Linked DNA regions of Homo sapiens: region 1 is linked to region 2. The links are chromatin loops, found by intact Hi-C in ENCODE. Cell type or tissue: PC-9. All regions are shown on one strand.

Region 1 (5,000 bases), 100 kb before region 2:
AAAATAATTAACAGATAAGGATAAGTAGTGACTGTTTTAAAACATGTAACAACTTAACATCTATCTTTATCTCCTATGATTTATTATTTCGACATATTGCATAATCCACCTAAGTCCATGGAACTTGGATATTTCACTCTTCTCTCATTTATTTTTCTTTTCCTCAAAAAAGTTATAATTTTTGGTAGAAGGTAGTGAATTAATTATTTAATAATTAATTTAATATTTCAAACTATTTTTCAAAACAAAATTCAGAAGCCAGTATAGACTTCAATAATTTCAAATTTAAAATATTTGGAGACTAATTTCATAATTATTTTGAAGATTGCACTTTTTCCTAAATTTCCATAAACAATTTGGGTTAAAACAAATGCAATATAATTTGCTTAAGTGGTCATATGTAATTACTCAGATCAAACGAGCATATTAAAATGAGAGATACTTTGTTATTCTATGTTATAGTAGAATATTAACAGAATTATATTTTCAGAAATTATATGATTGGATAACAGTGTGTTCTTTTCTTCTGCAATGAAATTAAAAGTAAGTTATTACAATTATTTAATAATATCTTAAATATGATATATTTTATTATTATTAATTATCCTCCGAGTGATTTCAGTAATGAGAAATTTCCTAGATCATTCTAGAAAAGTATTATCCAAAGCAAATGCCAGGTGCCCTGTTTTCATTACGTATTATGTGAATTATGAAGAAACTTATCTACAGAGTCTTTAAACCAAAGTTGAAATTACTATGAAATTACTATGAAAGGCACCAAATATTTTATTACATGAACACAGTGATAGAAAGTCAGATAGGCTCCAGAAAATTAAAGGCTCCTTTGTTTTTTAAAGTGTCTTAGTTGTCCTGTGTGTCTTTCAGAGTTCGCGTTTCTCCAGCAATCATTTTCTTGTGTTTGTTTGGCAGCTGATGGATCACTTAAAGGCTGGAATCGAAGATGTGTGTGGGCACTGGAGTCACTACCAAGTGAGAGACAAGTAAGGAGGCTGAGGGTTTCACTCCCTGACAAACTTCTAAAGGTTCCATTGGAAGCTGGGCATAAAATCAGAGAGAATTCAGGGAATGGAGACCAAGAAGATAAAGTGCTCCTGAGCCATCCCCTACAGGAAGTGGTTGAAATTCCAGGGCATGCTAAGCCTGGAAAATGAAGAATTGTCAGGTGGAAGACGCAGTTGACTTGGTGTAGGTTGTTTCAGAGAGAACTGGTACAGCTAGTGGGTAGAAATTAGAAAAGTAATATTTAAGTTAAAAACAAGGACAAGGTTCCCAATGATAAGATCAGCTCTACCACGGAATGGCCAGCTTAGAAAAGGAGTTTAGAAAGGGAGCTTGGTGCCTCCTTAGGAATCCTGGCAAGGGATTCCTCCATTGTTGGGGAGGCCATGGTGGAAGATCTTTAAGATTCTCAAATATAGTAATTCTTTTTTAAAATGCCCAAATCCCTCTTCTTCACCATATCTCACCTTTCAGAATGTATTGTTTTACTGGACTTAGTTTCCAGTTCAGGAGGGAGGTTGCGGCTAGAGTTGTCAGTGAGTAGCTGGAAGCTCACTGAGGATGGGGCTCTGAGAAGCTCTCACTCTCGTGGCGCAGGCAAGGAAAAGAAAGTGCGGAAGGAGATTGAGAAGAAGTGGTCAGAGAGGCTGGCAGCGAAGCACGAGCGAGTCAGGGTGTGGAGGGCGCAGAGGGGAGGACCCAGCACGTCAGGAGACACAAAGCATCCAGTATGGGAAGAATGAGGGCAGCCTCTGGAGTTGAACAGGGCAAGGTCAAGGCGAGCTCAGTGAGAAGAAAGTCAGGGAGGGTGTTATGGTTGGGGAGGTGATTACCGTGGGCTGAGAATACACAGGAACCGCGGCTTCTCATGAGGGCAGAAAACTAGAAGACAGAAGATCGACCCAGTTGGAATAAGAGGAGGCCTGGTCTGAGCCGAGCTGGGACAGCAAAGCTCAGGAAGCCAGCCCCTAACCCTGGAGGGGCTTAGCACCTCACAGACCAGGAAACCAATTGCCAGATAATAAACCAGCAGCCCGGAAAGCTATGTGCCCCTCTGGAAAATAAAGCAGGCGGGCAAACTACTCTTTGAATGTAAAATGATTGAAAGTGTTGAAAATTCCAACTCCAAACAAATGGCTGACTCTGAAGGCACCATATGCATAGCGCAGCTCAGTCGAATGGGCTGGCCAGAGGTTCCTTACAATAGTCAGCGGCCATCAGTCTCGCCTATTCAGAATCTCCATCATTCAGGCTATTGGGACATACGTAGGGTTTTTTTCTTCCCCTTAATTGGTAGGATTCAAAATGATCTGCAGCATAATGGGGCAAAACTACTGTAACTACCGGGCCATTTAAACTTATTGGGTTCTGGTTGAATAGGCCAGTATTACTGTAAGTGCAGCTGCCGCTGTTATGCGCTATTAGAATGGAACACTTATTCAAAAGCTTCAGCCCCCTCATTTCTTCTCTTACAATTGGAGCTGAGCTGGGCTGGGCCTCCCCCGCGCCTCACTTATGCACACTTTTTGCCCTGATTGCAGCTTGTCCCTTCCTTTTGTTTAGCTGATTTTCAATGTATTCAGGCCAGTAGGCCATTCTTTTTTTTTATTTTAAAAAATGCATAAATGCTATGAATTTTTTTAAAAAATGTGTTCAAATGCTATGAATTCCAGGCACTGTCCTGATGTTTCTTCAGAATAAAGTTAAGTAGTAAGTAGTTTGTTTCAAGAGAAATGCATACTTAATGTAACACATACAGACGTTCAAGATTTCCAAAATGTTGGTTTTCATTTTTAGGTTTAAGAAGTTTGATCATAGATACTTACGGAAAATCCTCATCAGAAAGAACCTACCCAAATCAAGCATTGTTTCTTTGTACAAGAAGCTGGAAATGAAGCAAGCCATCGAGATGGTGGAGACTGGGATACTGAGCTCTACAGCTTTCTCCATACCCCATCAGTGAGTCATATCTGTTCTTTGTTCTAAACTTTCACTGTCAGAATTCCAAGGGGCGCTGACTCATTGCCTCATTTAAAGGTATACGAGGAGTAAAGAGGCAGAAATATAAAGAAGAAATTATTTTTAAAATATGTAATCTAAGTCTTGGCATTTTTATGGCTTGGCCCAAGCTCACATATTTTACCTAGTTTCTGAAAATTACTTTCTAGCAAATGTTGCTTCCTTAGAGTTGTATGACATCTTTCTTTGGGAGGGAAGGGCAAGCGAATGTGTAGAATTGCAGCATATTTTACAAGACTGTCTCATTTTCCTCTTGACATGACCCCCGTGCATGTGATTCTGTCCTTCCTACCATTATGTTTCTTCCCATAAGCCATTTCTCTTCCTCTTTTACATGAGAGATGAGTTAACTTTCTGAGATGATAACTTGGATTTGGGAAGGAGTGATGAGAGCAAGAGGTGTGGTCATTGGTGGTCTATGTAAAGAGAAAGTTGTGTTTGTAATTGCATCTAAGGCGAAGGTCTACATGAGATTGTGAAATTTGTCTTGAGTCTATGTGAGACCAGCTTGGAGTAGAAGCAGGGAGTTGCCTGGATTCCTGGGGAACAGGGAGTTGTGGAAGCAGGACATAGGGAGGGGTGATACTGGAATATAAACCCATCATTACAAGACGATTTTCTATGCAACGTGGTAGAGCCTCTGGTAGCCACTTGTCCCAAGAGCTGGCTAAATACTTCTTAAAGCTGTTTTAACTCTGACATTTAATGAGAGCCCCTTCAATGTCAAAAGAACTCATTAATTTCCCAAAGATGCCCAGTTTTTCTCCAACAACTGATTTATTGGGAAAATTAATCACAACATATATTTAGGATAAGGAACATGGGCCCCCTCCATCCTGTTGTCTTCAGCAGGTAAAAACACTTGATCATATGCTTCAATTATGTCTTCACATTTAAAAAGGAAGTTGGAAGAAGAGCTAAGAATAGGTAGCAATAAATTTGTCTCTATTGCCTGAGTGTTATTTCTGAGATAACACCTTCATCCCTTGCCTGCTAATAAATCAGAAACACCCTTGCATTTCTTACATGGCCTGAGAAGAATCCTAACTAAAAGTCACTAAGAAATAAGGCAGAAAGCTTTGTATTATACTGAGATAATCCCTGAGGATATCTCAGTATAATACAAAGCTTTCTGCCTTATTTCTTAGTGACTTTTCTTTGAGGGTGGTGGAGGGGTTGTCGGTTTGTTTTGATGCTGCTCATCACATGGCTTTAAGGAAACTTCTGATATTAAAATGGAAAAGTGTTGACAGATATATACTGGCAGTGCTCTGCTGCATCATGGTGGAGCCCCAGGCAAAGGAAACATCAGGCATATCGATCCTCTATTATTTAAAATGTTGATATTATATTCATCAGTAATTTTTTGCATTGACCTTTATATCTATAAATATTGCATTTAAATCTGACTTACCTTAGTTACTGAGTTTTTTGCAACCCCCTTGCATTTGACACCTTTGATCCAATCCTGTCTGTTAAGACACCTCCTATGTGCCAGCCACCTTGAAGCAGACACAGGCCTTGCCCTCATGGACACCATACTCTGGTAGGGTCATGACGTTAACAAAAAAGGCCACACAAACATAATCATAAAGAATAGAGAGCTACGCAAGTCTATGAGAGGTGCACCTCACCTGGGCTCCTTGCCTTTGACCTGCTCACTGAAGGATGAATGCTGATTAATGCAGTTTAGACCATTTCACTTATGTGAGCCCTTGGTTTCGGAAGGTATGGGTGCTTATCTAAATGAGAATCAGTCTGCCGGGTGGCAAAGCATATTTTGAATTTTTGTATTACATTGCATCAGTCATAAGCATTTGCCTTAATTTCTGATCTCAAGGCAATCTTTAAACCAGTTTTATTTGGAGTGGGGGCCTGCCGGTTAAGTCAATTATTTCTTTAGAAATGAATTTAAGATTAGTGAGACAGCCTTATAGGTACGAGATAATTTTTTTTTCCTC
Region 2 (5,000 bases):
ACTTCTGGGGTCAAATTACCTATATTCAAGTCTTGACTAGCTGTGTGACCTTGGGCAAGTTACATAATTTTTCTGTCTTTAGCTTTCTTATTTGTGAAATAGATACCCCAATGATAGCTATAATTTTAGGGTATTATAAATATTTAATGAGATGGTGGATACAGCATTTGAAAAAGAGCCTGTCTCATTGTGTGTACTCAGCAAATATTAGCCACTGCTAATGTTGGGGCTCAAAAACTGATACCTGAAAATATAGTACTTTGTACATGCTGAACTGAAGAAGAGGCCCCAAGGTCTCTCTGGCCTTCCTGTTACCCACCATCTCCCCCTAAGTACAGGATAAAGTTTTTCTGTGAAGTTGCCTTATCTGCCTAAAGTCTGGACTTACCAAACAGAAAAAACAATTACCTCCAGTCCCTTCTTCGAGTTTTCATTAACTGAACTTATCTTGGAGGAAGGAAGACTGAAGTCTGTCAACTTACCTGGACAGACTTTTGTTACAAACAATTTTCTGCTCTATGGGCTCAACAGATGTTGCCCCAGACCATTGCATGCTCTTCAAGCTCATTAAATTCCTGTAAAAATAATTTAGTATCCCCCTAAAATCATCCACACTTCCCTATCTCCCTTTTCCCTAAGAAATATAATAGCATTGGTACCCTATTGGGATATTGGCAAACCACTCTGTGATTCTCCCCATGCTCATGGCAGTAATAAATTTGTAAAGCCTCTTCTCTTATTAATCTGCCTTATTGTGAGTTGGTTTTTCAGCAAAACTACTGAGGGTAAAGAAAAACTTACTTTAGCCCCAACAGTATTACTATATTTCTTCTGTCATGTTCTATAGTTCTCGAGGGCAAGATTCATGTGATCCATCTCTGTATCTCCTGCAGGAATGAATGCTTTGCACATAGTTGATTTTCAGAAAGCTAAAAAATACTTAATTTTTGGTTGTACAAATAAAGAAATGAATGGATGGATGGATGGATGGATGAAAAACCTAAGTAAAGATAGGTAAGGCATAATGTAATACCCACTAAGTTTTAAGCTAATGTTGTCCCTTTTAGATGTTTTCAAGTTTTAAGGCTGATAGTAGAACAATATGAGCTCAGGGACTGCAGGGAGTACAGAGATTCAGAGGTATACTCACCAGATTTTCTTCCCCATAAAGAAATTACTAAGAAACCACAGAAACAGTCGTCTGTGAACAATCTGGACCTCATTCAGATTGGAAGCAGCTGAAGAGATTTTCTGAGGTAAACTCTTGTTAGTTAAGATCTACACAAACATGTTTTTTAGAGTGAACTTTGGTTGGATAAATGGAAACTCAAAAGCCTTAGGAAATTACTAAAGATCGTAGAGCAGTGGAAAGTGGAGAAAGGTGCTTGAGTGAAGACTGGCATTTTTTGAAGATAGGCATTTTTGACTCTGCTTTCTCTATTTCCAAGACTGGAAATGGTCAGATTTCTATTTCCAGTATGTTAGCAGTTAAGTAAATTCTAGAATAGTAAACAAAATATACATTTGCAAAAGTAGTCCTTATTTCCCACTCCTATTTCTAGAAAAATCTTTGCCATGATCCCTTGAAGCACTCTCATTTATTGGGTCCCCAAAGGTACAAAGAGGCTTAGTTGCAGGTACCTAGCAACTATATATACTCTACAAATATTTGTTGAATCGATGAGTGAGTGTGCCTTATATGTAACAACAGAATTCTATTTAGAAGTTCCTATGGGAACTGTAAAAGTCATTTACTATCCCTCTAAAATCATCCTTATTTCTGTATCTCTCTTTCCCCTAAGAAGTAGGGTATATAAGCATCAGTACCCAAGACAGACCTCAGTTTTTCTCCCTGCAAGATCAGTTCAGTTTTTGCTTTCTGATTGCATTGCATGTCAGAGTTCAGATGATACACGACAGAGTTGAAAGGACAGGGAGTCTCTCTTCCCACATGTGACATCACAGTATCTGGAGCAGGATGTAGGTGTGTGTCCATTCTACACGGATGTTTTAGATTAATATCTTAAATTTTTAAAACCTTTTATAAAGAAACATAAAGTTACTTGTCCCCAAGTCCCTTATTTTATGGAGGAAAACCAAAGCACTGAAAAACTTGGTGGTTGGATATCTGAAAGCTGACTCTTAGCTTAAATATATTAGGAGGATTCAACATTAAAAGTAGCACTGTTAGCTGGGTGTGGTGGTGTGCCTCTAGTCCCAACTACTTAGGAGGCTGAGAAGGAAGGATCACTTGAGTCCAGGAATTATTAGGAGTTTGAGGCCAGCCTGGGCAACACAGTGAGACTCCATCTCTACAAAACCAAACAACAACAAAAAAGTACCAAGATTATTTATAAGCTTGAATTTGCAGAAAGTACCTTTTCATAAAGCAAAACATTTCTCTGCTGAAACAAATATATTTGGCCAAAAAGAAAGAGAGGAAAGTATTAATTCTGTGGGCATCAGTAAAATGTTCACGCCACTGCATGACTGCTCTCTAAGAAGAAGTCCTTAGATTTTTGCTGAGAATTAAGTCTCTTAAAAAAAGAAAGTAGTTTAAACATTGAGAACTTTCAAATATAATAATAAAATAACCAAATCAACAGTATTATGAGAGTCAACTTTTTATAGGCAAAGATTCTCAATTGATATATTACACAACTAATGGCTAGTGGTTGTGCAATGCACATTTTAAAGAAAGGGGAATATAAAATATGAATATTATAAAAATGTGCAAAGAATAGTATGACATATTAATATCTAACTATTATTAGTAACTATTGCGACTATTACACTGGTATCTGAGGATGGAGCCGTTCCCTGGTCTCTGTCTCTTGATAGAGCATACATTGCTCCTGCATGCTAGCTTCTAAGGGAGGTGCTAACCTCTGGCGCCGCACTGTGGTGCAGAAGAGCTACTGCCACTAATGAGCAGTTCCCTTCCTCTGTGTCAGCTTCCACTCTGCATCTGAAAAAGACAGATAGCACATTAAACCTTTTGGAGTTGTGAAGAATATGTTTGCTGGCATGCAGAGACCTCTACCTGCTCCTTCATACAGAAGTTCCTGAGGTTTCAACATTCTACAACTCTTCAGTAAGCTCTAAGTTCTGTATGGCAAGAGACACAAAGTTAAACCTCAGTTCCTCCTGAAGTTTCCAGTGCAGGAGCGGGGGATTTAAGATCAGTCCTGGGTTAGGTCAGGATCCTAATCTCCTCTGCACAGCTCACAGTTTTATATTTTAAGGTGCATGTCCTCTTAAGCTAACTCAGCTTTATCTTACTAGTTTCTTTCCCTTGTACCAGGAAGTATTCCAAAATCCTTTGTGATTCCTAGTGATGCCAGATCTACTCTCTTGCTTGATGGCTGTATAATTCAGGAGAGTTACTCCTATTAAAGTATTCCATTAAATACAGTAATATTCTAATGGACCACTCTTGAGCAAAGTGCAGAGAAAAGTACGCATTTGCCTTAGAAGGTTCATAAATTCCTAGTAAATATTTCTATGCTATGTGAAAGTCAATCTGAAATCAGGTAACTATAATTTCTAAAAATATTTAGAAATCTTGTAATGTGATTAAATTCACACATCATTTGGGTAGAAGGGGGAAAAAAGACATGAGAGATGCCAAAATGTGAATGAGGGATCACTGGAGAAAACATTTCATGTAAAACTAGGAGAATTCATGTCCATCCTGCAACTGGCCTAACTGTGAGAAAGCCCTGCAGCTCAGATCCGTAGTGTGTGAGAGTTGTTGATTTCACCGTCAATTCATACATTTATTCGTCCAACACATATTTAGCGGGTACTCACTGTCTCCGGGCAATATGCTAGGAGCTAAAGATAAAAGAATGAGTTAAACAGACCAATACCTTCACAGAGATGTTCAGTGGGAGAAAAGCAAAATGATTAAGTGCTGAAAAGTTATGGGAGATCAAAGGGCATAAAAGAAGACCCCCCAATTAGTCCAGAAATTCAGCTACCAGGTGAGACGTCCAAAGGTCGCTAAGAAACCACTAAAGGATTTTAAATGTGTACACACGTTTCGCTTCTTGCTTCAGTCATCCCATGGGTGGTGTTATCACTTTCACGGCTGAGCTCCTAGTCAGAGGGCACTTTGAAGAAATAGCCAGGCCAAGTCGCTCTCAGCATAGGGGCATAATTTAACTCTTTTTAAATTTGCTTTAAGGGAAAGATGAAAAGAATGTCTTTTTAGACTAATTTCTTCGCCTCCCATTTACAAGAATAAATAAAACGACTTTTTTTTCAAATGTAAAAAAAAGTGGATAGCCTTTAACTGCAGTAGCATAGATGTATAAAGTTGAAGTGATACCACATAAGGTTTACAGGCAGTGAGGGCCCGGAAACAGATTTGTCATTCATTTTCTTGTTCATGATACACAATTATTCTTAAAAGTGTTGTGTGACAAACTCCTAGAAAGTATTGTCTAAATGTGCCCTCTCCCTATTACTATGTCACTAAGTTTGTAGAACTGCCTGATTCACTTACCAAAACTTTATCCTGCTGTAACTTTTTTGAACAATCCCTGTAATATTCTCCACTGCTTATTTTAAAGTAGCTGAGAATATAGCGTGCTGTTTATGGGCAACTAGTCATGGGGTAGAGGGTGAGATGATACCAGTGTTAGCCTGGGCAGGCCTGGGTGTGAATTCCATCCAGACACTTACTTAATATGTAAACTTGATTAAGTCTATTTGTTTATTTTTACACATTTCTACACTATATTTCTTCACTTATAAAATGGGTAAAAAATATCTGCCTCTTTGGATTTTTACGATTGACAAAAAAATGCAAGTAAAGTGCCTTGTATTGAGCTTCCCATGTAGAGACAGATACTCAAAAAATTTAAAAATCTCTTATTTGCTGCCTTTTCACAGGGGTATGTTAGGCACATACCTTTAATAAACGTTTCCAGTGAAAGGAGAAGGGGAGGCTGAGTTTTGGATGCCCAATGATTCTTCTCAAGATAATATCTTTA

What was found. Hi-C counts contacts between places; a loop is a spot of excess contacts. Peaks named below come from ENCODE experiments on the same cell type or tissue, not always from the same donor. Only the 100,000 strongest peaks of a DNase experiment are listed, where the experiment ranks them.
Region 1: a loop joins it to region 2, with 5 times the contacts of the local background. A loop is called at or near these places in 29 of 110 quality-filtered maps.

Annotation. Positions count from the first base shown.
Region 1 is chr2:102,511,273-102,516,272 of GRCh38, forward strand. SLC9A4 (solute carrier family 9 member A4) reads left to right here. Exons shown (of 12, transcript NM_001011552.4): 7 at 931-1,001; 8 at 2,818-2,979. Among named protein-coding and RNA genes, the nearest start is that of SLC9A4, 41 kb to the left of the region's middle. In PC-9, no CTCF peak of the experiment used is centred here; DNase peaks (open chromatin) are centred at 2,989 and 4,769; H3K4me3 peaks cover 362 bases; H3K27ac peaks cover 2,935 bases.
Region 2 is chr2:102,613,134-102,618,133 of GRCh38, forward strand. No RefSeq gene overlaps it. Among named protein-coding and RNA genes, the nearest start is that of SLC9A2, 3.9 kb to the right of the region's middle. In PC-9, CTCF peaks have their summits at 2,917 and 3,122; a DNase peak (open chromatin) is centred at 2,868; H3K4me3 peaks cover 155 bases.